Regions from separate parts of the Homo sapiens genome. Here region 1 is linked to region 2. Evidence: read pairs that join two places in POLR2A ChIA-PET (ENCODE). Cell type or tissue: IMR-90. All regions are shown on one strand. Links, peaks and the distances in the headings refer to the core of each region. The heading gives the core; the rest is flanking DNA.

Evidence for each region. Peaks named below come from ENCODE experiments on the same cell type or tissue, not always from the same donor. Only the 100,000 strongest peaks of a DNase experiment are listed, where the experiment ranks them.
Region 1: POLR2A ChIA-PET joins it to region 2 with 17 read pairs; 2 of 35 experiments call an interaction of 5 or more read pairs at or near these places.

What each region holds. Positions count from the first base shown.
Region 1 is chr19:47,203,297-47,219,511 of GRCh38, forward strand. SAE1 (SUMO1 activating enzyme subunit 1) reads left to right here. Exons shown (of 9, transcript NM_005500.3): 8 at 375-444; 9 at 5,863-7,340. The coding sequence ends at 5,955. Among named protein-coding and RNA genes, the nearest start is that of MIR3190, 16 kb to the right of the region's middle. RefSeq lists enhancers at 5,695-6,444, 7,436-7,730. In IMR-90, for the core only: a CTCF peak has its summit at 7,582 (motif pointing right); DNase peaks (open chromatin) are centred at 6,815 and 7,585; H3K27ac peaks cover 1,944 bases.
Region 2 is chr19:46,950,454-46,966,668 of GRCh38, forward strand. All of the region lies in intron 3 of ARHGAP35 (Rho GTPase activating protein 35), which reads left to right. Among named protein-coding and RNA genes, the nearest start is that of NPAS1, 61 kb to the right of the region's middle. RefSeq lists an enhancer at 12,459-13,658. In IMR-90, for the core only: no CTCF peak of the experiment used is centred there; no DNase peak of the experiment used is centred there; H3K27ac peaks cover 73 bases.

The DNA.
Region 1 (16,215 bases), core at 3,935-11,934, 250 kb after region 2:
ATAGAACCCACTGGCCATTATGGGTAAGAAGAGAATTGCGAGAATGTGACCAGGGCACTGAAACATCTGATATCTCTAGGACAGATATAGGAAGCACAGATATAGTCTTTCCTTTAACTTATAAAGGTAAAAATAAAAGTATTGTGAAAGAATTTCTGCTTGCCAAAGTTCAAAGGTCTTTTCCAACCACTTATGAATCCCTTGCTCAGATTTCATTTTCACGCCTAGATGCCAGCATTAACACTGCTATCTGAATCGGGCCCTCCTGCTAGAAGTTGTTTTTATTCAGGAGAGCCTACTACTGAATTTCTCCAGATGTCATGGTCACAGTTCTGTTCCCAGTGCTCCATTTTCCTTGTCTTCCTCTCTTTTAGGTACTGCTTCTCCGAGATGGCCCCAGTGTGTGCGGTGGTTGGAGGGATTTTGGCACAGGAAATTGTGAAGGTAAAACATCACTGTGGAGCAGAAAATTGTTAACCATGACTTTGTATATGTGCTGACAGAGAGAATGGAAACTGTCTTAGACAGCTGCCTGCTTTCTCTCACCCCATTCATCTTTGTTTCATGCCCTCCCCATTTCCACCTCATCCCATTTTCTCTGGCCCATCCAGGTGCCATTCAGCAAATGACCTTGGAGTGCCTGCTCTGTGCTTAGCTCACAGTTGGCCATAGTGCCTCGAAGGTGTGATCTGCTCTCCCCTAACTGTATTAGTTATCCAGTGCCTGTTGTATTGGTCAGGGATTCTGCTTCTCATAGCTCTATAAGTGAGTACTATCATGATCCCCACTTAAGAGGAAGACACTTGGGCCCATGAAAGGGACTCCAGAACCTGTGCTCTTAACCTCTGTACAGTTTATCTCTATTCATCACCATGACATCAAAGCCCTCCCTTTTTTTTTTTTTTTTTTTTTTTTTTTTGAGATGGAGTCTCGCTCTGTCCCCCAGGCTGGAGTGCAGTAGCACGATCTCAGATCACTGCAAGCTCCACCTCCCGGGTTCACGCCATTCTCCTACCTTAGCCTTCCAAGTAGCTGGGACTACAGGCGCCTGCCACCACGCCCAGCTAATTTTTTTGTATTTTTAGTAGAGACAGGGTTTCACTGTGTTAGCCAGGATGGTCTGGATCTCCTGACATCGTGATCTGCCCACCTCAGCCTCTCAAAGTGCTGGGATTACAGGCATGAGCCACTGTACCCAGCCGCACCCCCCCCCTTTTTTTTTTTTTTTGAGACAGAATCTCACTTTGTCTCTCAGACTGGAGTGCAGTGGCATGATCTTGACTCACTGCAACCTCCGCCTCCTGGGTTCAAGCGATTCTCCTGCCTCAGCCTCCCGAGCAGCTGAGAGTACAGGTTCCCACCACCACACCAGGCTAATTTTTGTATTTTTAGTAGTTCACCATATTGGCCAGGCTGGTCTCGAACTCCTGACCTTGTGATCCTCCCACCTCAGCCTCCCAAAGTGCTGGGATTATAGGTGTGAGCCACCGCACCCGGCCAAGCCCCCGTCTTTTTAACCACACACTGTAGGTATTTGTAGAGAAATCAGTTTCTGTGTCCCCATGAACACACCAGGAGCCCCTCAAGGCTCTGTACAGGATGACCCGTGACCCTGTTAGGTAGGTGTTAGTGTGTCTCTCAGAAGGGAAGCATCTTATACAGGGTCACATAACCAGTAACTAGCACAGCCTTTTGAGGGTCTTCTGGAACATTTGGGTTGCTAAAACTATACCATACCCCCAAATATATTGTACATTCTTTGCAGACTTTGCTATTTGCCCGAAGATGTTAAATTTGCCTTTTGCAGGTTCTTGGCTGCCTTCGTGGACTCCGGTGAGGCTTTTTCCTTCTTTCTTATGGAGCAGAGTCGTGCCTGGTTAAATGATTGGCCATGTCCATGTACATGTCAAGTTTGAGCTTGGGAGGACAGTTTGGAGGCCAGCCCTTAACACTTTGTCTTGGGGTCTGTACATTCTGGAGGCGTTTGGCTCAATTTGTTAGTCACACCGTTTTCCTAAGGCTACTTTTTTTTTTTTTTTTTGTCTATTTTTTCTGATCCTTCTCTCTGGTCTAAATTCTTCCTTTGATCAAATCTAACTTTCTTCTATGTAATGGGCACCGAGGAGATATTTGGAGGGGGAAGAAAAGTGTGCAATGGCCATACCTCTTTCCTTGCTCACATTTTATACATAGCCCAGAGTGATGTGAAAATTACAGTTTATATGCCCAATCTGAGAAGAGGGTAATGGCCACCCAGAGGACTGTTCGAGCAGGATTCTGAGGCTCCCTGTAGACAAACTGCAGGAAAGAGTGCAGCAATGGGAATGTTCTAAGTGGGGAATGGGAATGTACATATTTTTGTAGCCTAAAATGACGACACCACCAATAATAGACAAGACTTACTGAAAGCCCACTGTCTGCCACACAAAGACAGTGTTTTTTACGTGGATACTCATTTCATCTCCCACCGGCCCTATGAGGTAGGAACTCCTGTGATCCCTGGTTTATAAAAGAGAGACTAAGGTGCAGGAAAGAAGATGCTTGCCCAGGCTAGTGAGTGTGGTGCCAGGATGTGGGCCCAGGCAGTCTGGTTTCTGAGCCTGTCCTCTTCACCACGGGGCAGTCATGCATCAGGTGTTGCCTTCAATGGCACCATCATGTAGAGACTGCATGGACCCCAGGGCCGCTGCCCTTGCATTGTCAGCCTTACTTCTGCACATCCCATTGAGGGGCTCCCCCTAAATTTTTCATGTGGGATGGAGACTGGAGGTTGGGGCAGGTAGCCTTGACCCCATTGTTGGTGGTAGTTTCTCACATCCCCATCCTCACACAGCCCCCTCCTTCCTGCCTGCTGGAGACAGCTGGTGCCCAGCATCTTGTTTCTGTTTATCCCAGATAGCCAGAGTACTCTGCATTCTTCGTTGCTGGGTGTGTTTGGAATCTCCTCCTACCCCATCTTGCTTGGGAAGCACTTTACCTTTTGCCCCATGTCACCCCATGCCCTGCTCTCATCCCCAGTACTCCTTCATACTTATTACTGGTCAGCCTTCAGCCAGCTGGCAGGCGGGGCCTGCAGTCCAAGGGCCTCAGACTCACCTTTCTCTCCTGAGGCACTGTCTGAGCGCCTATGGAAAGCTTACACTAGGAGATGGGTCAAGCGCAAGTCTGCTCCTTTGGAATCATCTTTTGCGTCTTTCCTTTCTTACGTCCTTCTAGATACCCTATTTTATATCCATGTCTACTTCCTTGGGTTTAAAGCAGTTTTCCTTTCTCTCCATCCCCACCGTCCACGGCAGGTCTCCCTGTCTATGGTAAGAGAGGTGATAGTGAAAGCAGCAGCCATCCCAGGTTCATGGTAAAACACATACCATCTCCTGTATCTTGGGTTTGAGGGTCTAAGAGTTCCACCTGTGTACTGTTGGACCCTTCCACCTGGCTAGGTTGGTGGCATCCCCAGTATTGGTAAAGGACTCCTGGCCCTATTATTATTAATAGCAGCTCCTACTTACTAAGAATTTACTACGTGCTCGGCACTTTACAAGCCTAGTCACATTTCATTCTCACCAAAACTCTAGCAGGCAGGTGCTTTTTATTTGCCTATTTGCCCAGAGAAGCAAACTTCTTTCTGATCCAAGCTCCATGTGGACAGAGACCTCAGAATCCTTAATGTCTAGCTGAATACCTGGCATAGAGTAGATGCTTAATAAATGTTCCCTTGACTGGGTGCAGTAGCTCATGCCTGTAATTCCAGCACTTTGGGAGGATTGCTTGAACCTAGAAGTTCAAGACTAGCTTGGGCAACATGAGGAGACCTCATCTCTACAAAAGTCCCAGCTACTCAAGAGGGTATGGGAGGATATCTGGAGCTGGGGAGACGGAGGTTGCAGTAAGCCGAGAATGTGCCTCCCACCTGGGTAGCAGAACAAGATCCTATCTCAAAAAATTAAAAACATTTACAAATAAATAAAATTTCCCTGGAAAAATGGCTGACTAACACTATTTGTATATGGTAGATGTGATTGTCCCTGTTTTATGGATGAGGAAAAGGGTTTGGTGCTGAGTTTGAAGAGGAGCAGTTCAGGATGTGTAGCCCCACCTTCCTCATGAATGATGGGACGGTGCTCCTGGGAACCGTTAAACCCTGCCCTGGCAGCTTGCCTAGGTGATGTCTTCCTCTTTAAATGGTAGCTTGTGGTGAAATTTCAATCCTTTCTGGGTTAAGGACCTGTTTGAAAATTTGTGACAATTGTGAACCCTTTCTCAGAAAGATGTATGTGCATACAAGACTCAGTATGTTGTTTCGGGGGCTGACCCTGCCTCAAAAGACAGGGCCACGTGCTCACTCTCCTTCCCACCCCTCTCTCTCGCTCTCTGTTGCCCAGGCTGGAGTACAGTGGTGCCATCACAGCTCACTGCAGACTTGATTTCCCTGGACTTAAGTGATCCTCCCACCTCAGCTTCCTGAGGCACTGAGACTATAAGCACACGCCACCACATCCAACTAATTTTTTTTATTTTTTGTAGATATGGGGTTTTGCCATGTTGCCCAGGCTGGTCTCGAACTCCTGGGCTCAAGTGATTCTCCCGCCTCGGCCTCCCTAAGTGCTGGGATTACAGATGTGAGACATTAAGCCCAGCCCTGTTCTTGTATTTTAAAGTGCTCTGTCTGGTAACCCCACAAGATAATCACCATTGCCATTGCTAAATAGCATTGTCCAGGCCCTCTGGATCCCAGCCCTGACCCCCTGTGGAAGCCTAGCGACTCTATGTCCTCATGGAATAGCCCCCGCTTCTGCATCAGTGTGTTCCTTGATTAAATGTGTCCCCTTAGGTGATAAAGGCCACAGCCTAAGAACTGCCACCTTTCTCAGTTGAATAGTCATGAATAATTATTTCTGCTGTTTGCCCAATGGTGGTGCAACACAGTGTTAGTCATTGTTTTAGTTTTAAGGTGTTTTTTTGTTTGTTTGTTTTTTGTTTTGAGACAGGGTCTCACTCTGTTCCCCAGGCTGGAGTATAGTGGCACTATTACAGCTCACTGCAGCCTCAATGTCCCAGGCTCAAGCGATCCTCCCACCTCAGCCTCCCGAGTAGCTGGCACCTTGGGCATGCATCACCATACCTGGCTAATTTATGTCATTTTTCTTTTTCTCTTTTTTTTTGAGACAGAGTCTCACTGTGTCGCCCAGGCTGGAGTGCGGTGGCGCAATCTCAGTTTACTGCAACCTCTGCCTCCTGGGTTCAAGCAATTCTCCTGCCTCAGCCTCCCGAGTAGCATGCCACCATACTCGGCTAATTTCTGTATTTTTAGTAGAGACAGGTTTCACCGTGTTGGCCAGGCTGGTCTCCAACTCCCAACCTCAGGTGATCCGCCCACTTCAGCCTCCCAGAGTGCTGGGATTACAGGCGTGAGCCACTGCGCCCCACCTATTTTAGTTTTCATATAGACGGGATCTCACCATGTTGCACAGACTGGTCTTGAATTCCTGGGCTCAAGTGATTCTCCCACCTCAGCCTCCCAAAGTGCTGGGATTACAGGTGTGAATGTGCCTGGCCCTGGCCTGTTTTACATTTTTGAGATACATAGTTTAACCCAGGCAAATACATTTCTTAATCTCATGTTAGGAAAATAAGGTAATGTTTGGAGAGGTTAAATAATCTCCCCATGGACACACAGCTTGTAAGGGACAGAGCAAGGAGATAGGACAATCAAAATTGTCTCCAGACATTGCCAAATAGCCCTTTGGGAGCAAAATCGACCCCAGTTAAGAACCACTGCCCTAGACTGCTTTTAGAATTTTTTTTTCCCTCTATTCCTCTTAAAGCACTTGAGCTAAACCCTCTTTTCATTTTTCTCCCCAGGCCCTGTCTCAGCGGGACCCTCCTCACAACAACTTCTTCTTCTTCGATGGCATGAAGGGGAATGGGATTGTGGAGTGCCTTGGCCCCAAGTGAACTCAAGATTTGGCAGCCCCAGAGATGCCAACTGCAGCATGCCCACCTGTATTCCCTGTCCCCTTCCTTCATGAAGGCATCTCCAGGCAAGGAAAACTGAAGTCATTGGCCCGATACAAAACATTTCCTGCAACGAAGGAGGTGGTGCCGACGTGCTGCTTCCCATCACCAGCAGCTGCTCGACAAGGGGCGCAGGGTGGCTGTCTTTGTTCCAGCACTGTTCAGGCTGCCTGTCATCCCGGGCCTGCCAGCTCCCCTGAGTGATGAGCACTTCCAAGCACCCCTCTGCCCTTTCTCTGTCCTTATGCTGTCCCGGCCTCGCCAGCCCTCTGGGGCATTGTGGGAGATGCCTGCCAGGAATGAGCAAGCTCTGTTGCTCGGGAGCCTCTTGTCACCTTCTTGGACTTATTCCCCACCTGATACCTTATAGAGAAAAGTGTGAATTCAGGTGGAGAGTAGGCCCAGGCCCCATGAGGCACCAGTGGAAGCACAGCTCCAAGTTCAGACAGGTGCCCTTAGAGAGGAAAACCATGACAGGCAAATGCATTTCCTCTGGAGTTTGAGACCCTGACAAACAACAGGTGGCATCTGGTGTGCTGTTCTTGAGTTTTCGTTTAGGATTAGTTGAGTTCCAGCTGGGTTTTGGGAGAAAGGAGATGCTACCAAGTCTTGGATGTTAGGGCGAGACCCTGCAAGTTGAGTATTAGAGAGCTTGTCTTTCAAGGCAGGTTCCTGGGGCTTCAGGGCTAGGAGGGAGGAGCCTGCCCTTTTAACAGAACCCCAGTCACATGCGGCTCAAGTCACTCAGAGGCTGTTGCATTTCAGGGCTATGTTGGTCCTTTGTTTACCTCCTAAACCACAGCTGTTTGTGTTTCACATATGTTGTGAATTTTCCTTGGTTCTTTTTAAAGGAATGATAATAAAGTTACTTGCTTTAGGATTTGCTTGTTTTTCTTCCACTTCAGAAGCTTCTGAGAGGGAATGGGATGATCCTACCAGTTGCCTTTTCAGACCTGAGGCTCTAACTCAAGAGATTCCTCCTCTCCCTCACCATTCCTGCCACCATTTTTTCTGGGTGATGCAGCAAGAGTTAAATTGTTCACATTCTAGAATGTGTAGAAGCTTCTGGCTCCAGTTGTCTAATGGATAATTCAGCTAAATAGTGGCTATTTTCAGTGGCAAGAATTATAATAATAAAGGGAAGTCAAAAGTGATGCTTCATATGCCCCAAGTGCCACAGCCGCTACGGGTCAGAGCTTTTATTGGAAGACCAGGTTTGCCTTGATGCAGCCAAAGTGCGTTCCAGTTCACCCCACTCTTGCTTGTGTTTCTTCTTTATGTAAATTGTGTGATGTTTCAATAAATCAGTCTCTTTCCTATTCTGATCCTGCAGCAGTTAGTCGGGGAGAAAAGTGGTCTTCACTACAGAAGGGCCTCTGTTCCTCAACCCTGCATCACCTGCTCCCGCCGGAGGTGAGACAGGGGCTGCATTTCGGAAAGGATCCGTGTCTCGCCACCTTTAGTGCAAGTCAGTGGCGTCAGGGTCAGCAGTTACATTGCTGCATGAATTTCACGTGGTCTTTAAATTCTGAGCTAATTATACTCTTGACTGTAATGTGCAGCCTTGGTCACAAGGGGGAGCAGGTGGGTCTGGATTGATAAAAACAAAATTGTAGAATCGTCCCGGAAGCTTCAAACTTTTCCACCCTGTACCTCTAACGGCAGAGATTAAGTCACCCAGAGGACCCCTCAGGAATCGAGGGGAAAGCTGCCAGCCCCAGGCAAGAAATGTCTAGTTTCTACAAATTTCATAAACTGCCACATGATGTTTGTATTAATCATAAAAATGAAGAAAAAAAGGCCAGGCGTGGTGGCTCACGCCTGTAATCCCAACATTTTGGGAGGCTGAGGCGGACGAATCACGAGGTCAGGAGTTTGAGAGCAGCCAGGCCAACGTGGTGAAACCCTGTCTACTAAAATTACAAAAATTAGCCGGGCATGGTGGCGGGTGCCTGTAATCTCAGCTACTGGGGGAGGCTGAGACAGGAGAATCACTTGAACCTGGGAGGCGGAGGTCGCAATGAGCTGAGGTCGCACCACTGCACTCCAGCCCGGGTAACAGTGTGACACTCCATCTCAAAATCTGCAGTCAGTCAGGCATGGTGGGAGGCTGTGGCGGGAGAAGCACTTCAGCCCAAGAGTTCGTGACCAACTTGGGAAACAAAGCAAGACCCCATCTCCACAAAAAAAGAAATAGCTGAGCATAGTGGCTTGTGCCTGTGGTCACAGCTGCTTGGGAGACTGGGGCAGGAGGATCACTTGAGCCCAGGAGTTTGAGGCTGAAATGACCTGGATTTCACCACTGCACTGAAGCCTGGGTGAAAGAGTGAGACACTGTCTCGAAAAAAAAATCCCAGCACTTTGGGAGGCCGAGGCGGGCGGATCGCGAGGTCAGGAGTTCAACACCAGCCTGACCAACATAGTGAAACCCCGTCTCTACTAAAAAAAAAAAATACAAAAACTAGCTGGGCATGGTGGCGCGTGGCTGTAATCCAGCTACTCAGGAGGCTGAGGCAGGAGAATCGCTTGCACCTGGGAGGCGGAGGTTGCAGTGAGCCGAGATCGTGCCACTGCAGTCCAGCCTGGGCAACAGAGCGAGACTCCATCTCAAAAAAAAAAAAAAAAGTTATCTTGACGTATGTTCTATTAGCTCATTACAGGTGTGGAAGAGATGGCTTAGGTTGCAGGTGGTAAGTTTAATGATAACAACCAATGGTCATTATACCCATGCAACCTGCCTGGTACTTTTCAGAATCCTTGTTCTTTGAGTTGGAATCCCCACAGCAACCCCATGGGGATAGATGCTGTTCTCCTACCCATACTGGAGATAAGGAAACAGGCTCACCTCACAAGCAAGGGAGAGATGGAAATGGCGCTGACTGGGAAAGCTGCGGTGCGGGGCACTCAGTAGAGATTCATGTAGTGGCACGGCTTGTTCGCTCAGTGAGAACAAGATTTTGGGCTTCCCTTCACAAGTCCCTGAGACCCAGTAGTCACTGGAAAACATCATGTCGGCCTTCATAAAAGAGGGCCTTCAACTAGGTCCAAAAGGGTGGGTGGATTTGGTTCCTAAGCTTGTACGATATTCAAGCAATATACAAGCATAAAGAGAAGATTCCTCTCCGCTGCAGGGCACAGCCTGTCAGCACAATGTTGGCCACATAATAAGAGCAGCTGACTTCACAGCTAAACTGCATTTTGGAGAGAAATATGAGATGCTTTTTGGACATGTTAGCTGTATCCACTTTCTTTTTTTCTTTTTCTTTTTTCTTTTTTTTTTTTTTAATAGACGGAGTCTTGCTCTGTCACCCAGGCTAGAGTGCAGTGGTGTGATCTCGGCTCACTGCAACCTCCACCTCCTGGTTTCAAGCAATTCTCCTGCCTCAGCCTCCCAAGTAGCTGGGATTACAGGCCCCGGCCACCATGCCCAGCTAATTTTTGTACTTTTAGTAGACAGGGTTTCACCATGTTGGCCTGGCTGCTCTCGAACTCCTGACCTGAAGTAATCCACCTGCCTCAGCACCCAAAATGCTGGGATTATAGGTGTAAGCCACAGCGCCCAGCCTAGCTTTATCCACTTTCATATCCACTCCCCGGAGGTCACCCCTGTTAACTGTTGAGAGTGAATCCTTCCAGACTGCCATGTTCAAACCTAGACTCTACCACTCAGCCATGTGACCCTCGCTACACTACTTTCTGTTACCCCATCCCTAAAATGGGTAGAATAGTGGCACATTCCTCAGATATGTGGGGATTAAAAAATCAGTCTTTGAATCAATATTGCTCAATGTTAGCTGCTATTTTACATATTCATAAATAACTTTTTCTCCAATGTGCTTTTTTCTCAATATGTCTTGGAGATCCTTGTCAGTATTTCATGCATCAAATTCCATAACCAAAACAGGTGAACCATTAACTATTGAATCAGTCTGCTGCTGTGTGACATTGTGCACACTTAGGAAAGACTTCCCAAAGCCAAGTTCCAGGGTTAGCAAGTATAAAAATGCATTTTAGGAGTTGGTTCTTGTTTTTTATTTTGTTTTGTTTTTTGAGACAGAGTCATGCTCTGTTGCACAGGCTGGAGTGCAGTGGCGTGATCTCGGCTCACTGCAACCTCTGCCTCCCGGATTCAAGCAACTCCTCTGCCTCAGCCTCCTGAGCAGCTGGGACCACAGGCGCCCACCACCACGCCTGGCTAATTTTTCTATTTTTAGTAGAGACGGGGTTTCACCATATTGGCCAGTCTGGTCTCGAACTCCCAACCTGATGATCTGCCCACCTCAGCCTCCCAAAGTGCTGGGATTACAGGCATGAGCCACCGTGCCCAGCCTGTTTTGTTTTTTTAGTGATAGGGTCTTACTCTGCCACCCAGGCTGGAGTGCAGTGGTGTGCAATCATGGCTCACTGAAATCTTGATTTTGAGGGCTCAAAGTGAGTCTCCCACCTCAGTCTCTTGAGTAGCTGGGACCACAGGCAGGCACCACCATACCTGGCTAATTTTTTCCCCCGGCTAATTTTTTTTTTCTTTTCTTTTTCTTTTTTTTTTTTGAGTTGGAGTGTTGCTCATTTGCCTAGGCTGGAGTGTAGTGGCATGCTCTCAGCTCACTGCAAGCTCCACCTCCCGGGTTCACGCCATTCTCTTGCCGCAGCCTCCCGAGTAGCTGGGACTACAGGCGCCCGCCACCACGCCCGGCTAATTCTTTGTATTTTTAGTAGAGACAGGGTTTCAGCATGTTAGCCAGGATGGTCTCGATCTCCTGACCTCGTGATCCACCCGCCTCGGCCTCTCAAAGTGCTGGGATTACAGGCGTGAGCTACCACGCCCGGCCTTTTTTTTTTTTTGTATTTTTAGTAGAGACGGAGTTTCACCATGTTCCCCCTGGCTAATGTTTTTAAAATTATTGGCTGGGTGCGGTGGCTCATGCCTGTAATCCCAACATTTTGGGAGGTCGAGGTGGCTGGATCACCTGAGGTCAGGAGTCACCAGACCAGCCTGACCAACATGGTGAAACCCCGTCTCTACTGAAAATACAAAAATTAGCTAGGTGTTGTCCACATGCCTGTAATCCCAGCTACTCTGAAGGCCGAGGCAGGAAAATCGCTTGAACCCAGGAGGTGGAGGTTGCAGTGAGCCGAGATCGAGCAGTTGCACTCCAGCCTAGGCAACAAGAGCGAAACTCCATCTCAAAAAATATATATACATATTTTTAGTAGCCATGAGGTCTCACTATGTTGCCCAGGCTTAAACTCTGGCCTCAAGTGATCCTCTTACCTCAGCCTCCTAAAGTACTGTGATTACAGATGTAAGCTACTACGTCTGGCTGGTACTTTTCTTTCTTTTCTTTCTTTTTTTTTTTTTTGAGATGAAGTCTCACTCTATCGCCCAGGCTGTAGTGCAGTGGCACAATCTCGGCTGACTGCAACCTCCGCCTCCCGGGATCAAGCAATTCTCCAACCTCAGCCTCCCAAGTAGCTGGGATTATAGGTGCACGCCGCCCAGCTAATTTTTTAATTTGTAATTTTTTTACTTTTTATTTATTTATTTTGAGACAGAGTTTCACTCTTGTCACCCAGGCTGGAGTGCGATGATGTGATCTTGGCTCACTACAACTTCCACCTCCTGGGTTCAAGCAATTCTCCTGCCTCAGCCTCCTGAGTAGCTGGGATTACAGGTGCCCACCACCACACCCAACTAATTTTTGTATTTTTAGTAGAGACAGGGTTTCACCATGTTGACCAGGCTGGTCACAAACTCCTGACCTCAAGTGATCCACCCGCCTCAGCTTCCCAAAGTGCTGGGATTACAGGTGTGAGCCAACACTACCGGCCAGAAATTTACAGATGTTAAAGGCTCAGTGAATCCCAAACGGGATAAACATGAAGAATATCATGTTTAGAAAAAACATCTAGGTGGCCGGGTGCAGTGGCTCATGTCTGTAATCCCAGCTGCTCAAGAGGCTGAGGCAGGAGAACTGCTTGAACCCAGGAGGCAGAAGTTGCAGTGAGAATCATGTCACTGCACTCCAGCCTGGGCGACACAGCGAGACTCAGTCTCAAAAAAAAAAAAAAAAAAAAAGGAGGCCGGGTGTGGTGGCTCACGCCTGTAATCCCAGCATTTTGGGAGGCCAAGGCCTGAAGTTGGGAGTTTGAGACTAGCCTGACTAACATGGAGAAGCCCCATCTTGACTAACATGGAGAAGCCCTGTCTCTACTAAAAATACAAAATTAGCCGGGCAAGGTGGCACATGCCTGTAATCCCAGCTACTTGGGAGGTTGAGGCAGGAGAATCACTTGAACCCAGGAGGCGGAGGTTGTGGTGAGCCAAGATCGTGCCACTGCACTCCATCCTGGGCAAAAAGAGCGAAATTCTGTCTCAAAAAAAAAAAAAAGAACCTCCATCTCCATGCTTAAATACTTGTGAGCAGGGCAAAGGCCATGCAGAGAGTGTTCACACCCAGACCAACGCCCTGCTTCGCCTTCACTGCAGTGCATGCCATCCCTTTGGTAGAGGATGAGACACCTTCCCATAACTGGCTCCCCTTTCTCATAATATGTCTTAGAATTATTAACATGGTTGAATTTAGGTCTACCATTTGCTTTCCATTTGTCCCACTTTTGTTCCCCTGTTTCTCCTTTCCTGCCTTCTCTTGAAGTATTTGATTAATTTTTTTTTTTTTTTTTTTTTTTGAGACAGAGTCTCACTCTGTCACCCAGGCTAGAGTGCAGTAGCGCGATCTCGGCTCACTGCAACCTCCACCTCCCAGCAAGTAGCTGAGGTTATAGGCTCCCACCACCATGCCAGCGAATTTTTATATTTTTGGTAGAGACAAAGTTTCACCATGTTGATCAGGCTGGTCTTGAACTCCTGACCTTAAGTGATCCACCCACCTCAGCCTCCCAAAGTGCTGGGATTACAGGCGGGAGCCACCTCACTCAGCTAAATGTTCTAATAAATACCCATGTACCCACTATTTTGCCACTTGCAGTTTTTATTCATCATTATCTGTCATTTTTCTTCATGTTGGTAAAGCTCTAGTTCATTCCCGCTAATGGATGTATACTATTCTGTTGTGTGATTACATCGGACAAAAAAAGTTTTTTGTTTTTTTTTTGAGACAGAGTCTTGCTCTGTTGCCCAAGCTGGAGTGCAGTGGCGTGGTCTTGGCTCACTGCAACCTCCACCTCCCGGGTTCAAGCAATTCTCCTGCTTTACCCTCCCAAGTAGCTGGGGTTACAGGTGCCCACTACCACACCGGCCAATTGTTGTATTTATTTATTATTTATTTATTTTTTATTCTTTTTGCGTCTCACTCTGTCGCCCAGGCTGGAGCGCAGTGGCACAATCTCAGCTCACTGTAAGCTCCACCTCCCGGGTTCACACCATTCTCTTGCCTCAGCCTCCCAAGTAGCTGGGACTACAGGTGCCCGCCACCACCCCCAGGTAATTTTTTGTATTTTTAATGGAGATGGGGTTTCACCATGTTAGCCAGGACGGTCTCAATCTCCTGACCTCGTGATCCGCCTGCCTCGGCCTCCCAAAGTGCTGGAATTACAGGCGGGAGCCACCACACCTGGCCCTATTTATTTTTAAGACGGAATTTTGCTCTTGTTGCCCAGGCTGGAGTGCAATGGCATGATCTCGGCTCACTGCAGACTCTGCCTCCTGGGTTCAAGCGATTCTCCTGCCTCAGCCTCCCGAGTAGCTAGGATTACAGGTGCTTGCCACCACTCCTGGGTAATTTTTGTATTTTTAATAGAGATGGGGTTTCACCATGTTGGCCAGGCTGGTCTTGAACTCCTGACCTCAAGTGTTCCACGTGCCTCGGTCTCCCAAAGTGCTGGTATTATAGGCGTGAGCCACTGCGCCCGGCCGATCTTTCTTCTTTTTTTTTTTTTTTTTTTTGAGATGGAGTCTCGCTCTGTCACCCAGGCTGGAGTGCTATGGCACGGTCTCGGCTCACTGCAACCTCCACCTCCTGGGTTCCAGCGATTCTCCTCCCTAAGCCTCCCAAGTAGCTGGGATTACAGGTGCCTGCCACTATGCCTGGTTAATTTTTGTATTTTTAGTAGAGCTGGGGTTTCACCGTGTTGGTCAGGCTGGTCTCGAACTGCTGACCTCATGATCCGCCTGCCTTGGCCTCCCAAAGTACTGGGATTACAGGCATGAGCCACTGCGCCTGGCTGCCCGGCCGTATTTTTATTGTTTTTTTTGTTTTTGTTTTTTTGTTTTTTTTGAGACGGAGTCTCACTCTGTAGCCCAGGCTGGAGTGCAGTAGCACAATCTCTGCTCACTACAACCTCCACCTGCCGGGTTCAAGCGATTCTCCTGCCTCAGCCTCCTGAGTAGCTGGGACTACAGGCGCATGCCACCACGCCTGGCTAATTTTTGTATTTTTAGTAGAGATGGGGTTTCACTATGTTGGCCAGGCTGGTCTCAAACTCCTGACCTCGGGCTCCCAAAATTTTGGGATTACAGGTGTGAGCCACCTGGCCTGGCCACCACATGGGACTATTTACCCTACCAACTGCTGTTGGATACTTAGATGGTTTTGTGCATTGCCAGTACTTGGATACTTGTATGCACCCGTGTTCCTCTAAGGGGGACGCCCACAAAAGCTATTGCTGCCACAAGGTATGTGCATTCTCATCTTGACACCATGTCTTAGTCTGTTTTGTCTTGCTGTAACGGAATTGCACAGACTAGGAAACGTGTAATGAACAGAAATCTGTCTGGGCGCGCTGGCTCACACCTGTAATCCCAGCCTTTTGAGAGGCCAAGGCAGGTGGATCACTTGAGATCAGTAGTTCAAGACCAGCCTGGCCAACATGGTGAAACCCCATTTCTACAAAAAATTAGCCCGGCATGTTGGGGCATGCTTGTAATCCCAGCTACTAGAGAAGCTGAGGCAGGAGAATCGCTTGAACCCAGGATGCAGAGGATGCAGTGAACTGAGATTGTGCCACTGCACTCCAGCTTGCGAGACAGAGTGAGATTCTGTGGGAGACAGAGCGAGACTCCCTCTCAAAAAAAAAAAAAAAAAAAAAAAGAGAAATCTATGGGCTCACAAATCTGAAGGTTGAAAAGTCCCAGATGGTGGGGCTGGTATTTGGTGAGGGCCTTCCGGCTTCCTTGTAACATAGCGGAAGGCATCTCATCTGAGACAGAGGGGTGAACTCATTCTTTATAAGGAATCCATTCCCGTGAAAACTCACTCACTTCCATGGTCATGGCATTAGTGCATTTCTGAGAGCAGAGCCCTGGTGACGTAATTATCTCTTAAATGTCTCACTTCTAAAATCTGTAGCACTGCAGGTTAAATTTCCAACCCAAGAACTTTGGGGGACACATTCGTATCCCAACACACGGTTTTATCAAATGCTTCTCCAAAGTGATTGTTGCCAGTTACCACACCCTGGCCATCCAGATGGGCCATTTCCCCTAGTGTCCCTTTAGCAGCAAGGACAGTTGGGAAAGGGTGGAGCTGGGACTGACCCTGTGTCTGTAAATATTATATAATTATATACCCTGCTTCAGAGTCCCCCTCTGTTGCCCTGGAGTGCAGTGGCATGATCATAGTTCACTGTAGCTTCCAACTCCTGGGCTCAAGCTATGATCCCCCTGCCTCATCCTCCTGAGTAGTGGGTACTATAGGCATGTGCCACCATGCCCAGCGAATTAAAAAAATTATTTTTGTGTGTGTGGAGATGGAGTCTTGCTATGTTTCTAGGCTGTTCTTTTTTTTTTTTTTTGAGACGGAGTCTCGCTCTGTCGCCCAGGCCGGACTGCGGACTGCAGTGGCGCAATCTCGGCTCACTGCAAGCTCCGCTTCCCAGGTTCACGCCATTCTCCTGCCTCAGCCTCCCGAGTAGCTGGGACTACAGGCGCCCGCCACCGCGCCCGGCTAATTTTTTGTATTTTTAGTAGAGACGGGGTTTCACCTTGTTAGCCATGATGGTCTCGATCTCCTGACCTCATGATCCACCCGCCTCGGCCTCCCAAAGTGCTGGGATTACAGGTGTGAGCCACCACACCTGGCCTATACCTTGCTTCTTTCTCTTTCTTTCCTTTTTTTTTTTTTTCTGGAGACAGTCTCCCTCTGTCGCCCAGGCTGGCGTACAGTGGTGCAATCTCGGCTCACTTGCAACCTCTGCCTCCCGGGTTCAAGGGATTCTCCTGTCTCAGCCTCTCGAGTAGTTGGG
Region 2 (16,215 bases), core at 3,464-11,463:
GTTTTGAATAATTCAGTTTAGCATGTTGGACACAATGATTTAAATGATGTCTCCAAGCACGTATCAGTCCCTGAAGGGGTAATAATCTCTGAGGCTGATGGCAGAGGCAGTCAGGGGATCTCTCTGTGTTACTGAGCTTGTGGTGGTGTGTTTTTGTATCTTCGGGGCTGAAGGAGTGATTCTGGCAGGGTGAGTGTGGGTTCCCCAAAGCTATCACCACATTCTTGCCCCAGCTGGATCGTTGCCATCTACTGAGGCCTGGCTGGCCCTCCATTACCTCGCTGTGGCTCTCTCTGTGGTTTTGCATTGAGTCTGTGGTTTGCACACATCTTGATGACCCCATGGTTTTTACCTGCCGGGCCATCATAGGACAGTGCTCTCTGATGAAATGCTGGCCATTTGTGGCACAGAGAAGTAGGTGTCAACAAGAACACCTAGCAGTGAGACAAGTCTTCACCAAGACTCCAAAATGAAAGGTTCAGCCTTGTGGGCAGTTTGTGAGGAGAGGAAAGAGAGCAAGTCAAGAAATGAGGCTCTTACCCCAGTCCCTTTACAGGGCGAATGTGGAGCCCGGCAGCTGTGGACCAGTTTGTCTCCATCATTTGCAGGTCAGAGGTTACCCTCAGCTCCTCAGCTGCAAATGGAAGCCCTCTATCAAACGGCCTTTGCCAGAATACTTAGGCTGTGACCTTCCCCCTATGCAGCTCATTTGCCTGGGTAAATGAGTAGAGTGCTTTCTGCGTGGCAGATTTAAATTTCACCACTAATTGATGCTAGCGTCTTCAGGGGAAAATGCTTGCCATTAGATCACAGGCCTTTGGGAGACAGCCTCATAACAAATACATCCAGGACAGGGGGCGGGGATGGGGAAAGTACAGAATGCAGCTGTACCGAAAGGAACTGTGGGACGTGCCCAGAGAAACCAACTGAGTACTTTTGAGGCATGCCCTTGGGGACTGCGCATGTGCATGGTTGTGCCATGTGTGTTTTGATGGCCTTTTTTTTTCTTGCTAGTGTATAGTATGTACAGGACAAACTTGGAGCCAAACTGTCTGGAATCAAATCCCAGCTCTGCTGCTTACAAGCAAATATTTAACTTCTCCATTGTTAGTTTCCTTGACCATAAAATGGGGATAATGATGGTACTTTGAGTCATGAGATGATTCAGTATGTTAGAGACCTCATAACAGTACCTGGCAGGTTGTAAGTAGTCAATTTGCTACTGTTGTTGGTGTTATTATTGAAATGATCTAAGATGCATCTTCCACTCTAGGCAGGCCCCTGTGCTGGCCATCCCCTTCATTTGCCAAGTCCCCCATGCAGAGGCTCCTGGTCTTCAAGACCCAGTATGGGTGTCTCCCCAGGGAGAGTAGCCCACGTGACTTGTTCTCCCTTCTGCATTCCTCATGTCATAGCAGGGCGGGTCAGAGCATGGACTTTGGAATTGGTACAATTGGTTTAAAATCCCAACTGAAGGGGGATGGGGGATTAAGAGAGGATGCTTAAATGGATATAAAAATGCAGTTAGAAGGAATAAGTTCTAGTGTTTGATAGCCCAGTAGGATGACTATAGTTAACAGTAATTTATTGTATATTTCAAAATAACTGCAAGATGTGAAATGTTGCCAACACAAAGAAACGATATATATTTGAGGTGATGGATATCCTAATCATCCTGATTTGATCATTACACATTGTATCCTTGTATCAAAATATCACATGTATCCTGTAAATAGGTATAATTATGTATCCATTTTTAAAATACATTATTTTTAGAATAGAATATTAAAACTATGAATACTCAAAGTTCTGAATGAGTGTGTCATTTATTACATTAATTGTGCTGTTCAATTTAAATTTATGATCCTCCAAATAAATTGTCAAAATGATTTGAAAGCAGGAACTATTATTTATCTTATGAAAAGTAAGCCCCATAACTAAAAAAGTTCCTGCAAAATAATCTGTAATTGTGTTTATATTACATGAATGATTCGCTGTTTCTCCAAAAGAGCATTTAAGAAGTCAGTAATTCTCAAATGTGCAAAGTATTTCCACGTGCTTAACAAGAAAACTATCTAAAACGAAACAAACAAAAATCCCAGCTCTGCCACTTGGCTAAACTCTTTCACATTGCTGAGCCTCTGTTCTTCCTCTGCAAAATGCAGCTAATAATAATGCCCACCTTATTAGGACTATGAGGATTGTTTTTGTTTTGTTGTGTTGTGTTTTGTTTTGTTTGAGACAGGGTCTCCCTCTGTTGCCCAGGTTGGAGTGCAGTGGTGCGATCTCAGCTCGCAGCGTGCAGCCTCGACCTCCTGGGTCTCAGGTGATCCTCCTAATTCAGCCTCCAGAGTAGCTGGGACCACAGGTGTGTGCCACCACGCCCAGCAGTTTTTGTATTTTTTGTAGAGATGGGGATTCGCCGTGTTGCCCAGGCTGGTCTTGAACTCATGGCCTTGAGTGATCTGCCCACCTTGAGTGATCCCAGAGTGCTGGGATTACAGGCATGAGCCACCATGCCTGGCCCTACATCACTCTTTAAGTGGTCCTTTGTGCATTTATTTCTCTGCCTGGCTCCAGAGAGCTGGAGGACTGTGAAGACACTCCTTTTTTCGCATATTCAGCAAGTATATATTGAGCATCTTATACTATGTGCCATGCACTGTTTAAGATGCTGGTGATACAGCATTGGACCAGACAGACAAAATCCTCACCCTCGTGTGGCATACATTATAACCCGGGGGGAGACAGATAATAAGAAGTAAAATGTAAAGAACCTTAGTGATTAGTGTTTGGGAAGGAAAAAAATGAAGCAGGAAAGGTGGGGTATGAAATGTCCGGGGTGAACATTAACATTTTAGATAAGGAGGGCTGGGGAAGAGTGGCTTTTGAGAAGGTCCTGAAGGAAATGGGGGAGAGAACCATGCCATTTCCTGGGGAAGAACCTTTCAGACAGAGAGAACAGCAAGTGCAAACGTCCAGAGGCCAGGACATTCCTGGGAAAGAGCTTGGTTTTTACTCTGAGTGAGGTAAGAAGCCATTGAGGGGTTTGGAGTGGAGGGACAGGACTTGGCCTTTGCTTAATAAAATAACTGGCTGCTCTGTAGAGAACAGTCCTCGCCCTTGAGGACTTGTGTGTTCTTGTTCTAGCTGCCTTTCTGCAAATCTTTCTCCATTCTGCTATTCCTTTCTCTGGATGTATACCCAGTCCCCCATATTGCCGGCATGGGTTCAACCAAACCCCTCCTTCATACTTGAAAGGGTAGAGTAGCACACTCCAGTGTGGGGGCAGCCCAGGTTGGAGCCCAGCTGGAAGAATTCAGCACAGTAAGCAGACGGGTCACTTCCCGTCCAACCCTGTCTTTCCAAGCCCATCTTCCTTCACACTGGACTCCTTAGCACCTTCACACGGTGTCGTGCCTCTGCGTCGTTGTTAAACACTGTTCCTGCTGCCTAATATGTTGTTTCCTCTCCCATCTAACACATTCCCATCCTTTCCGAAGCCTTCACACTCTAGACATGCCTCGATTATAGTAGCTGTCCCCTTGTGTTAGGGATACTGTTTCTGTCTGTCACTCCTTAGAAGAAGAGACAGGAGGGAGCTTGCTCTCCTCCCTCTGCCATGTGAGGACACGAGAAGGCAGCTGTCTGTATGTAAGCCAGCAGGAGGGCCCTGCCAGAAACCAAATAGGCTGGCCCCTCGATCTTGGACTTCCCAGCCCTCAGAACCATGAGAAAAAGAGAGCTATTGTTGAAGCCACCCAGTCTGTGGTATTTTGTTATGGCAACCCAAGCAGCTAAGACAGATGGCAAGGTGACCAACTCAGGCATCAGAACACCTGAGAGCCTTAAGGCAGGGGCCCCTTCTTTCCTGATTCATGTGTCCCCATGGGACCTGGCTCTCCAGAGTCCTCCATCAGGGATCTTTGTGTCCACATGACCAGAACACAGCAATTGGGTCAGCAGAAATGGGAATTGAGGCAACTGAAAGTCAGAAGGGCTGAGACAGGTGGACGAAGACGTGGACAAATGCCACTTGAGAGCCGTGGTCTGAAGAGATGAGCTCACGCCTTTGTGTAGTGCCCGGCTCCCAGGTGGTTTACTGTTTGAAATGTAAGCTGACTGGGTATCAGACAACTGAATCCCACTTTTTCAAACAAAGATGGTGCAAGGCCTTGTGATTTCACCCCAGTTTGCGTTCTTTCACTCTTGGCTGGCATCCTTTGGCTATTTAAATTCGTAGCCTCCCAACAGTTTTTAAAAAACAAACAAACTCACACAATTTATCTTTTCATGTAAGCTGCAATTTGGTTGAAACAAGACCTTTCTAGTACATAGTCCAAAGCTCCTGATAACTGAAACTACAATCAGTGTTTCTGTTCTGTGATCTGTTTTTTGTTTTAAAAGCCACAACAGAAAACCTTTTCTTCTGTTACGGCTGTCAGGAGCCGTTTGGGCTTAATCAATAATGAGGTGTTTCACTTCCTGGGGCTGGGCTATCTGTGGAGAGCACTTACTTCTCCGTAACCCATGAAGCCAGTGAAGGACCCTGAATCTGGGTAAATTCAAAATTCTTCTGAGCCTTGGATAGTCTTAGGCATAGTTCTGGCAGGGTCTGACTTGAAAAAGTAGGTTGTGTATTTATTATTGTCGTTTCAATATCACTAACACGAGGTGAAGAAGAAGAAGAAGGCAAAAGACCCAGCCTGAGCAGAACTCAATGTAACAGTCCTTGATTCTAAGCCGCCCCCGTCCATGTGATACAACTCCTAGCGGGGGAGGGATAGTGGGGCATTATATTAAGTATAGGTATTAATGATAAGTTCGTCTAGTTTGGAAAACTTTTAAATGGGCAGAGATGAACATAATCAGATGGCAAGGATGTGGTAGTAGCTGTTTGAATAACAATAATGATGAGGATAGCTAACATTGATAAGCATTATTTCATGTCACCCTCTCCGTGACAGACAGAGCCTGAGAGGAGTCGCCATTGCCCCCACACAGCCAGCCTTTCAGCAGCCTTCTTGGCAGCAGCTATGTCAGACCAACAGTACCTTCCTAATTTTAGCCTCACAAAATTCATTTATGTTTCATATATACCTTATTCACATAGCATGAAGGTAATTTCATACGATGTTTTTTGTTTTGTTTTGTGACAGGGTTTCTTTCCATCACCCGGGCTGGAGTGCAGTATTTCATACTTCCTGTATTTGTGGCAGGAAGCTTTATGCTTTATCATCAGAGTGATCTTTGAAGGGAAGGACTTACTCAGCATTTAAATAACACAAGCTAGATTACAGAGCAACCCTTTAAACCATTTAAGAAAAAAATGATTTCCTTTTTAAAAAATGGTAATTGCTGTATGATTGTCAAATTTTTCCTCTTGAAAGTATTTTTTAAGTAAAAATGAGCCTGCATACTACACCCATGTATGACCATCATATAACAAGACAGGGTAAATGCAGGTCACGCATCCCTAATCTGAAATCCAAAATGCCCCAAATCTGAACATTTTTCAGCACCAACATGATTCCCCACCTGACCCCATGTGGTCACAGTCAAAACTTTGTTTCATGCACGAGGCCAGGGCACAGTGGCTCATGCCTGTAATCTCAACACTTAGAGAGACCAGTGCGGGCAGATCACTTGAGCCCAGGAGTTTGAGACCAGCATGGGCAAGATGGAGAAACGCCATCTCTACTAAAAATACAAAAATTAGCCACGTGTGGTGGCGTGCACCTGTAGTCCCAGCTACTTGGGAGGCTAAGGTGAGAGAATCACTTGAGCCTGGGAGGCAGAGGCCACAGTAAGCTGAGATTGCACCATTGCACTGCAACCTGGGTGATAGAGCAAGACCCTGTCTCAAAAAAAAAATTTATGAAATTACCTTCTATGCTGTGTGTATAAGGTATATGTGAAACATAATAAATTTTGTGTTTAGGTTTGGGTCCCATCCCCAAGATATCTTTTTTTTTTTTTTTTTGGAGAGGGAGTCTCACTCTGTCACCCAGGCTGGAGTGCAATGGCACGGTCTCAGCTCATTGCAACCTCCGCCTCCCATGTTCAAGCAATTCTCCTGCCTCGGCCTCCCAAAGTGCTGGGATTACAGGCGTGAGCAACCACACCCAACCGCATCCTCAAGATACCTCATTACTTATATGCAAATATTCCAAATTCTGAAACACTTCTGGTCCCAACTATTTTGGTTGAGGGCTGCTCAGACTGTAATACATCAGTGTGATTAAGAGCAGCCACATGGAGTCAGTCTCTTTGGATGCCAGGCCTAGCTCTGCTACCCAGTAGCTGTGTGATCTGGGGCAAGTGACTTACCCTGTCTAAGCCTCAGTTTCCTCATCTGTTAAACAGGCATGATGATGATAAGCAGTATTTTATGTATGCATATATCTTCCTACGTTTAACCAGTGGTTTCTAAACATTTGAGGCATATGTATAGCTCTCATCTTACTAATTACAAATTATCATTAGCTGTTCTTAAAGCAGACTTTTTTTTTTTTTTTTTTTTTGAGACGGAGTCTCGCTCTGTCGCCCAGGGTGGAGCACAGTGGTGCCATCTCTCGGCTCACTGCAACCTCCGCCTCCCGGGTTCACACCATTCTCCTGTCTCAGCCTCCTGAGTAGCTGGGACTACAGGCACACACCACCACGCCCAACTAATTTTTTGTATTTTTAATAGAGACGGGGTTTCACCATGTTAGCCAGAATGGTCTCAAACTCCTGACCTCGTGATCCACCCGCCTCGGCCTCCCAAAGTGCTGGGATTACAGGCGTGAGCCACTGCGCCCGGCCAAAGCAGACTTTCTAACACTGCTATTCAAATGGTACCATCCTTCATCATTTTTAAAAAGTGTGATTTAAACTGTTAAGTAGGGCTGGGCACAGTGACCATCCCAGTGCTTCTGGAGGCCGAGGCAGGAGGATCACTAGAGCCCAGGAGTTTGAGACCAGCCTGAGCAATATAGGGAAACCCTGCCTGTACAAAAAATAAAAAATTTGCCAGGCATGGTAGTATGTGCCTGCAGTCCCAGCTACTTGGGAGGCTAAGGTAGGAAGATCACTTGAGCCTGGGAGCTCAAGGCTTCAGTGAGCTGCGATCACGCTACTGCATTCCAGACCGGCAATAGAGTTAAACCCTATCTCAAAAATAAATAAATAACTAAACTGTTAAATGTGTGGCTTAGATGATTTATTCCTCTAAATAGGATGAATAAATTTGTGAGATTGGGCACAGTAACTATTTTGGTACAGTGGCAAGGTGATTGGTGCTGGCATCAGAACACACCTGACTGTTAGTTCAGGATCTGTGCTTCTCGCATTCGTGCAATGAGGATGTTTAATGAGCCTCTCCAGCAGGCCAGAAGATAATGCATAGGGCATGGTCTCTGCTATTAGGAGTTAGGAAATGAGAATGGGGGAATAGGTATAGAAGGAGGGAGATTTCTTATGTTCAAAATACTGTGAGAACACTGAGGAGGGAGCTGGAGTGCAGTGGTGCGATCATAGCTCACTGCAGCCTGAAACACCTGGGTTTAAGCGATCCTCCTGCCTCAGCCTCTTGAGTAGCTGGGACTACAGGCCCAAGCCATCATGCCTGGCCACCATCTTAATCATTTTTAAGTGCATGGTTTAAGGCCAGGCACGGTGGCCCAAGCCTGTAATCCCAGCACTTTGGGAGGCCGAGGCGGGCGGATCACGAGGTCAGGAGATCGAGACCATCCTGGCTTACACGGTGAAACCCCGTCTCTACTAAAAATACAAAACAATTAGCCGGGCATGGTGGCGGGCGCCTGTAGTCCCAGCTACTCCGGAGGCTGAGGCAGGAGAATGGCGTCAACCCAGGAGGCGGAGCTTGGCAGTGAGCCGAGATCGCACCACTGCACTCCAGCCTGGGCGACAGAGCAAGACTCCGTCTCAAAAAAAAAAAAAAAAAGTGTATGGTTTAGTGTGTGCCAGATCCTTTTTAAATTATTTCTCTTTGAAGATTCCTTCCTAGTCTAACAAATTTGTAGAAAACTACTATGGGAGGAGGGCCTAGCTTAGCAGGAGTTTTCCTTAAATATTTTATGTGTGGATGACACTGCGAGGCTTTTTCCTCAGACATCTGGAACTGGCCATCGGAGAGCTGCTCCAGGCAGTTGCTCTCTGTTGCTCTACCTCGTTGATTGACCGCTTCCTGCACATTGGACCTGTATGTATGATCCTGCACACCAGATGGGATCTGAGGAAGGCTCAGTCAGGAGTCCCTGAACCAGTTCCCACTGTTTGAAACAATGGTTTTGCACCCTGGTAGTGAAGCATTTGCTTTTGAGAACTGCAATTGCATGCCTTCTCTGACATCTGTAACAACAGGCATTCTCTTTCATCACTTTCCCACGCCCTCATTTGACCTTTACAGCATTTGGCCGTTTTTACTCATATATTGGGGATTGAGGTCACAGATGTCTCCAGTTTTGTCAAATAGGTGATATTTCTGTTTCTCATTCTCCTGGTTGCTTTTGTGTGATTCTCCAGAGGAAAAAGGGTAAAATCTTTATTCTGCTGTTTTTAAACGAAGTACAGTTAAGTAAAATAAATTTAGCATTCTGGAAAATCTCCTTTTTTAAAAAAAAATTTATTTATTTATTTGAGACAAGGTTTTACTTCACTGCCCAGACTAGAGTGCAGTGGCACAATCTCACAGCTCACTGCAACCTTGACTTCCTGGGCTCGGGTGATTCTCCCAGGTAGGGGCTACAGGCATGCACCACCACACCTGGCTACTTTTTTGTATTTTTTGTAGGATGGGGTTTTGCCATGTTGCCAGGCTGGTCTCAAACTCCTGTGCTCAAGTGATTCGGCCTCCCAAAGTGCTGGGATTACAGGTGTGAGCCACCACACCTAGCCAAAAATCTCCTTTTTTTATTTATTTTTATTTTATTTTATTATTTTTATTTTTATTTTTTTGAGACAAGAGTTTCACTCTTGTCACCCAGGCTGGAGTGCAATGACAGGATCTCTGCTCACTTGCAACCTTGGCCTCCTGGGTTCAAGCAATTCTCCTCCTTCAGCCTCCCAAGTAGCTGGGATTACAGGCACCCGCTACTACGCCCAGCTGATTTTTGTATTTTTAGTAAAGACAGGGTTTCACCATGTTGGCCAGGCTGGTCTCAAACTCCTGACCTCGGGTGATCCACCCGCCTCAGCCTCCCAAAGTGCTGGGATTACAGGCGTGAGCCACTGCACCCACCCAAAAACCTCCTTTTTTAAATGGTCTTTATATTTTGTCTACTGATGATGACTTCCTCACTACCATTGTTTTAGAAACTGCTCCTTTTGTGCCATTTAAAGGTAACTCGAAGCCAGGTGCGAGTGTGGTGGCTCCAGCCTGTAATCCCAGCATGCTGGGAGGCAGAGGGGCTAGAGGATCGCTTGAGCCTAGGAGTTCGAGACCAGCCTGGGCAACATAGCAAGACCTTGCCTCTACAAAAAAAATTTTTTTTTTTTTTTTAGTTAGCCATGCATTGTGGCACATGTCTATAGTCCCAGCTACTCAGGAGGCTAAGGTGGGAGGATTGCTTGATCCCAGGAATTCAAGGTTAGAGTGAGCTATGATTGCACCACTGTACTCCAGCCTGGGCAACAGAGCAAGACCTGTCTCACAAAAAAAAAAAAAAAAAGAAAGAAAGAAAAAAGTAACCCGATCTTGTTGAGGAATGTGTGCTTATGCCCTTTTCCGCCTTCTCTCCATTAGCCCTGGCTGTTTCTGTCTGCCTGTAATTTTATTAGCATTTCAGTCAGATCTGTCATTAGGTACCCATCTTCTTGGGTATACGTATCACTCTGCTAAGAAACAAAAGGAATACATGTCTCCTCCATGACTAGGCAGTGGGTGCCACAGGAGCCAATGTAGACCAATATAGTCATTCAGGCAGGAAGCTTATGTATGAGACGGTAGGTGATAGACCCCTAGATTCCTGTGGCTTCCTCAGGTCTTTTGTATATGAAGAATTTCATAGGTTTTCATTCTTTGGTCTACATGCAGAGAAGAGAGTTTCTTATTAGAGAACAGATTGGAGAAAAAAATAGGGCTTTTACTGTTTATTCCACGTATTTCTGTATTGTGTGAAAAGTAATTTAGCAATGAACACGTATTTTGTTAAAAAAAATTGTAGAATCGTTAGAAGTAAAAAGTAAAGTCATTTTCTCATTCTCAAAGTTACCTGCTATTAAGAGTTTAAATTGTACCTTCCAGAGCTTTCTGTATATGTGTCTACACATAATAGATATAATGTGCTGGGCTGCTTTTTATACAGATGGAGCCATGCTGAATGTGCTGTTCTATGCTTTGCTTTTTCCCACCTAAAAATGTATTGCATACATTTTCCTATAATGATGGGCATAAATCAGCCTTTGAAAAACTTGACTGGAGAGTATTTCTTTGGCTTTTTTTTTTTTTTTTCAGAGACGAAGTCTCACTCCTGTCCCCTAGGCTGGAGTGCAGTGGCGCAATCTCGGCTCACTGCAACCTCCACCTCCCGAGTTCAAGCGATTCTCCTGCCCCAGCCTCCTGAGTAGCTGGGATTACCGGCGCCTGCCACCACGCCCAGCTAATTTTTGTATTTTTAGTAGAGATGGGGTTTCACCATGTTGGCCAGGCTGGTCTCGAACTCCTGACCTCAGGTGATCCGCCCGCCTCAGCCTCCCAAAGTGCTGGGATTACAGGCATGAGCTGCCGCGCCCAGCCAACTGTATAATAATTTGTTTAATCAGTCTCCTGTTAAAAGACATCATCTCAGTCTTTTGTTAATATAGATAATACTGCATTGGCTATCTATACATGTGTAGACACATGTATACACACACATACATGTGCATGCAAATACATCTATAGGATAGATACCTCAGAATGGAATAGGCAGATGGAAGGATAGGTACATTTTATATTTTAAACAATATTGCCAAAATGCTCTCCAGTATAGCACCTCCATCAGCTGTATATTAGGGTAGTGGTAAAATGGTAATATGTTAGAATTGCAGCTGCCTTACAGTCATCCAGTCCACCTCTCCACAACATGGGTGAATCTCATGGACGCGTTGAATAAAAGAAGCCAGAAATAAAAGAATGTATACTGTATATTTTATTTCTATAAAGTAGAAAACCAGAAAACCTACCCATGCTATTAGAAATCAGGATAGTGGCCAGGTGCGGTGGCTCATGCCTGTAATCCCAGAACTTTAGGAGGCCGAGGCAGGTGGATCACCTGAGGTCAGGAGTTCAAGACCAGCCTGGCTAATATGGTGAAACCCCATCTCTACTAAAAATACAAAAATTAGCCGGGCGTGGTGGCGCACACCTGTAGTCCCAACTACTCGGGAGGCTGAGGCAGGAGAATTGCTTGAATCGGGGAGGCAGAAGTTGCAGTGAGCCGAGATTGCGCCACTGCCCTCCAGCCTGTGTGACAGAGTGAGATCCTGCCTCAAAAAAGAGAGAGAGAAAGAAAGAAAAAGAGAGAAAGAGAAAGAGAGAAAGGAAGGAAGGAAGGGAAGGGAAGGAAAGGATTGGGATAGTGGATATCCTTGGGGAGGGAGTAGAGGCTGGTAGAGGGCACAAAAGGCTTCTGGAATGCTGGGATGTTTTGTGTCTTGATCTGTGGGTGCTGTTTACACAAGTGTGGTCATTGTGTGAAAATCCATCACCGTACACTTCTCTGTAAACTTCTGAATGTGTATTATCTTTCAATAAGAGTTTGTTTTTTAAAAAAGCCTCTAGTCCCAACTCTTCCATTTTAAAGATAAGAACCCAGGAGTTGAAGAGATTCCCCACTGTCTTGCCATATGAGCAGCTCAGGGTTTCTGAGAGCCTGTGCAAGAAGCCAGAGCCCTGGCCTGCCTTGCCAAGACTGGCTAGTGATGTTGTTGGCACTTGGAAAGGCCGTGAATGTGTGACAATGTCTCTCACCTTGAGGCCCCTGAAGAATAATGGAGAGTCTCAGAGCCAGCTCATGTGTCAAATGGAATTTCTGGTTTTATAGCTTATGCTCTTGTGTTTAGGGCAGAAATTCTAGCACAAGGCCTCACACCCAGGCAGTAGACAAGGGTGGGGAAGTTTCTGATGGAGAAAAGTTCGGTTCTCTGTTACTCTGGCCAACCTCTCATTCTTTTGTTTTTGTTTTTGAAATGGAGTCTCGCTTTGTCGCCCAGGCTGGAGTGCAGTGGTGCGATCTTGGCTCATTGCAACCTCCACCTCCCAGGTTCCAGTGATTCTCCTGCCTCCTGCCTCAGCCTCCCACGTAGATGGGATTACAGGCATGCACCACCACACCCAGCTAATTTTTGTATTTTTAGTAGAGATGAGGTTTTACCATGTTGGCCAGGCTGGTCTCGAACTCCTGACCTCAGGTGATCCGCCCGCACTTGGCCAAAGTGCTGGGATCGCAGGCATGAGCCACTGCGCCCGGCCTCAACCTCTCATTCTTAGTCCTTTTTCTCACTGCATCCTCATCCTTCCCGTTTTGCTGCTGCTTCCTACTCCTTTTCAGGCTAGCCTATTTCAGAAAATTTTATCTTTTTTAGTAAAATTATTTGCTCAGAATAAAAATAAAGCAGATTTCTGTTTCATTCTTCCTGGGCCTGCTTTGGGAGGGTGGTGAGTGGTGAACTCCAAGGAATTGTTTGCATGGTGTGCTACCCTGATGGGAGATTCTCAGCGTCCAGGATTCCTTTACTTTTCTGTGGGGGTTCTATCTGGAAACCTTATGTGACTCAGGGCATAGTATGATTTTGAGCACTTCCTGTGGTCAAAAACTGTTGTCTTTGATTGGAAATTATGCTGTGTTCTGAGTGCTTGCTGGCACGCACACACTGTTGACTGCTTGTTCTGGTAGCACATCTGCGTGGGGTGCCTTAAAAGTGGGCACTCTCTCAGCAGAAAATTCCCATGTGGGACCTCAGTTCAAGCCCCTCCTCACTTTCATCACTTTCTTCTCTTTTGCTTCCCTTCCTCTGTGCCTTCACTCCTCCACACTGGCCTCAGCAAATCCCATCTATTTTCCAAGCCCCATCTGAAAGCGTGCCTCTTCTCTGATGACCATCCTTGTTGGAGCTGACTTTGCCGTCCCTCCTGTGGACATCCATGCCAGTTGTCTGTGTCATCTGTTTAGCAGTCATCTGGTCCTAACTTTTAGCTTATCTTTTATTATATCTAAGTGTGATCTAACTTTTCACCTTTATCTTGTCTCCCTGTCACCTCGAAAGAGGACACGACAGTGCTGTTAATTTTTCTATCTCCCATGGGACTTAATCGGTGTCCTCCACGTAGTATGCTTTAATAATGGTTTATTGCTGTGATACTGCTTCACAAATGCCAGCAGATGCCATGCTGTATCATCAGAGATGAGATTATTTTATTTATTTATTTTTAATTTTTTTATTTTTTGAGATGGAATCTTGCTCTGTCACCCAGGCTGGAGTGCAGTGGCGCAATCTCGGCTCACTGCAATGTCCGCCTCCCAGGTTCAAGCAATTCTCCTGCCTCAGCCTCCCGAGTAGCTGGGATTACAGGTGAGTGCTACTACCCCCAGCTAATTTTTATATTTTTAGTAGAGACGGGGTTTCACCATGTTGGCCAAGCTGGTCTTGAACTCCTGACCTCAGGTGATCCACCCGCCTCAGCCTCCTGAAGTGCTGGGATTACAGGCATGAGCCACCGGACTCATTATTATATGAGTCATTATTATATGCCCAGACAAGATTATTATAAATTTAAATTTAAATTTGTAATTTATTTTGTGAACCTGAGCAGGTGACTTTTTTTTTTCTTTTCTTTTCTTTTTGAGACAGGATCTTGCTCTATCACCCAGGCTGGAGCGCTGCAGTGGCGTGATCATGGCTCACTGCAGCCTTGACTGCTTGGGCTCAAGTGATCCTCCCGAGTAGCTGGGACCACAGGCATGCACCACCAAGCTTGGCAACTTTTTAAAATATGTTTCGTAGAGATGGGGTCTCACCATGTTGCCCAAGCTGGTCTTGAACTCCTGAGCTCAAGTGATCCTCCCACATCAGCCTCCTAAAGTGGTGGGATTACAGGTGTGAGCCAGCATGCGCAGCCAGTGGCATCATTCTTTAAGTCTACTTTTACTCCATAAGCCAATCTCCCATTGAAAAACTGACAAAAATAATTCTCAACTTTCAACTGGTTTCAGCTGACCCTCTGAATGTGGGATAATATTTGCTTGATAGGGCAGTTTCAGTTCAGCAGAAGGGCTGGTGTGGCTCATTGGAGCTTATGGAAGGGGGTTCTACCAGGGTAATAAGGTCAATATGTGAATCCTTTGATAAAAAAGAAATGGGCACAAGCCAACATGGACCCAGAGAGAGAATAAAAGTCTTAAAAACTTGCAGAAATGAACAGTCCTGGTAGGTCTTTGGTAGCCTGTCCAAATACAGAGCATGGATCTAAAGTGATTTCTTTCCCTTCATATGTTTATTCAGTTATCATAGTACTACCTTTTGATAGCCTTCCCCTATATTTTGTGACAATTACTTTATCAAATATTCAGTTCTTAAAATTGAGTCTTTTTAGGCCAGGCGCGGTGGCTCACGCCTGTAATCCCAGCGCTTTGGGAGGCCGAGGCGGGCGGATCACCTGAGGTCAGGAGTTTGAGACCAGCCTGGCCAACATGGTGAAACCCCGTCTCTACTAAAAATACAAAAATTAGCCGGGCGTGGTGACAGGTGCCTGTAATCCCAGCTACTCAGGAGGCTGAAGCAGGAGAATCGCTGGAACCCAGGAGGCAGAGGTTGCAGTGAGCCGAGATTGCGCCATTGCACTCCAGCCTGGAGGACAAGAGCGAGACTTCATCTCAAAAAAAAAGAGTCTTTTCTAAGATTTCTTTTGTTTTACTGATTTTACTTTCTTGTTTTTATACCAAAATCATGTTTCCTAAATTTTTACTCTCAAAAGTGCTTTAATAGCTGGTAAAATTCAACTTTTTCTCTGGGTCTTTTTCTTGGGTTTTTTGTTTGTTTGTTTGTTTGTTTGTTTGTTTGTTTTGAGACAGGGTCTCACTTTGTCACCTAGGCTGGTGTGCCGTGGCACAGTCATGGCTCATTGCAGCCTCGATCTCCCAGGCTCAAGTAATCCTCCCACCTCAGCCTCCCAAGTAGCTGGAACTTCAGGTGCACACCACCATGCTCAGCTAATTCTTGTATTTTTTGTAGAGATGGGGTTTCGCCATGTTGCCCAGGCTGATCTCCAACTCCTGCGCTCAAGTGACTCTCCTGCCTCAGCCTCCCAAAGTGCTGGGATTACAGGCGTGAACTGCTGCACTCGGCCTGGATTAATCTTTTTCAACTCCATGTTTCATTCCCATAATTGCTGTCTTTGCCAGAATATTCTTTAGCCTCACAATGTTTAGTTTTTACAATCCTAAAAGAATAATTGAACACCTGTTATGTGTCAGTTCCATTAGATGCTGGAGGCTAAAATATGAATAAGATAGTTCATATTGCCCCCTAGAAGGACTCTTAGTCTTCTCTGGTCAAAACCAAGTCAATAAAGGAAGTATTAGTTGGAAACCCTCAGTCTCCCCAGCCTCAATACCTAGCTTCACTTGTACATCCAGCAGCCCCTGGGGTCTACTTTGCAACCTTCCAGTTTGCCATATGTGATATTTTCTATTGGATCTTTTAAAGATATTTTTGGTATTTTTTTCTTTCTTTGCAAAATATTTATACGATTTTTGGTATTATTTTATTTAGTGCATTTTAACCATTCCATTGAGATTTTTATTTTATTTATATACAAAATGCAATTGAGGCCAGGCGCAGTGGCTCATGCCTGTAATCCCAACACTTTGGGAAGCTGAAGCAGGAGGATTGCTTGAACCCAGGAATTCAAGACCAGCCCCAGCAACATATCGAGACTCTGTCTCTACAAAAAATTAGAAAATTAATCAGGTGTGCTGGTGCATACCTGTAGTCCTGGCTGATTGGGAGACTGAGGCAGGAGAATCACTTGAGCGTGGGAGGTTGAAGCCATGGTGAGCCATGGTTGCACCACTGTACTCCAGCCTGAGTAACAAAGCAAGACCCTGTCCCCCACCCCCAAAAAATGCAATTGAACATCTTTGTAATGTATGGTCCTTCATTTCAAAGTCATGACACCTCTCTGCTTTTTTTCCTCTTCTCTTTTTTCTTGTGTAGTCATTACAGTTGTTT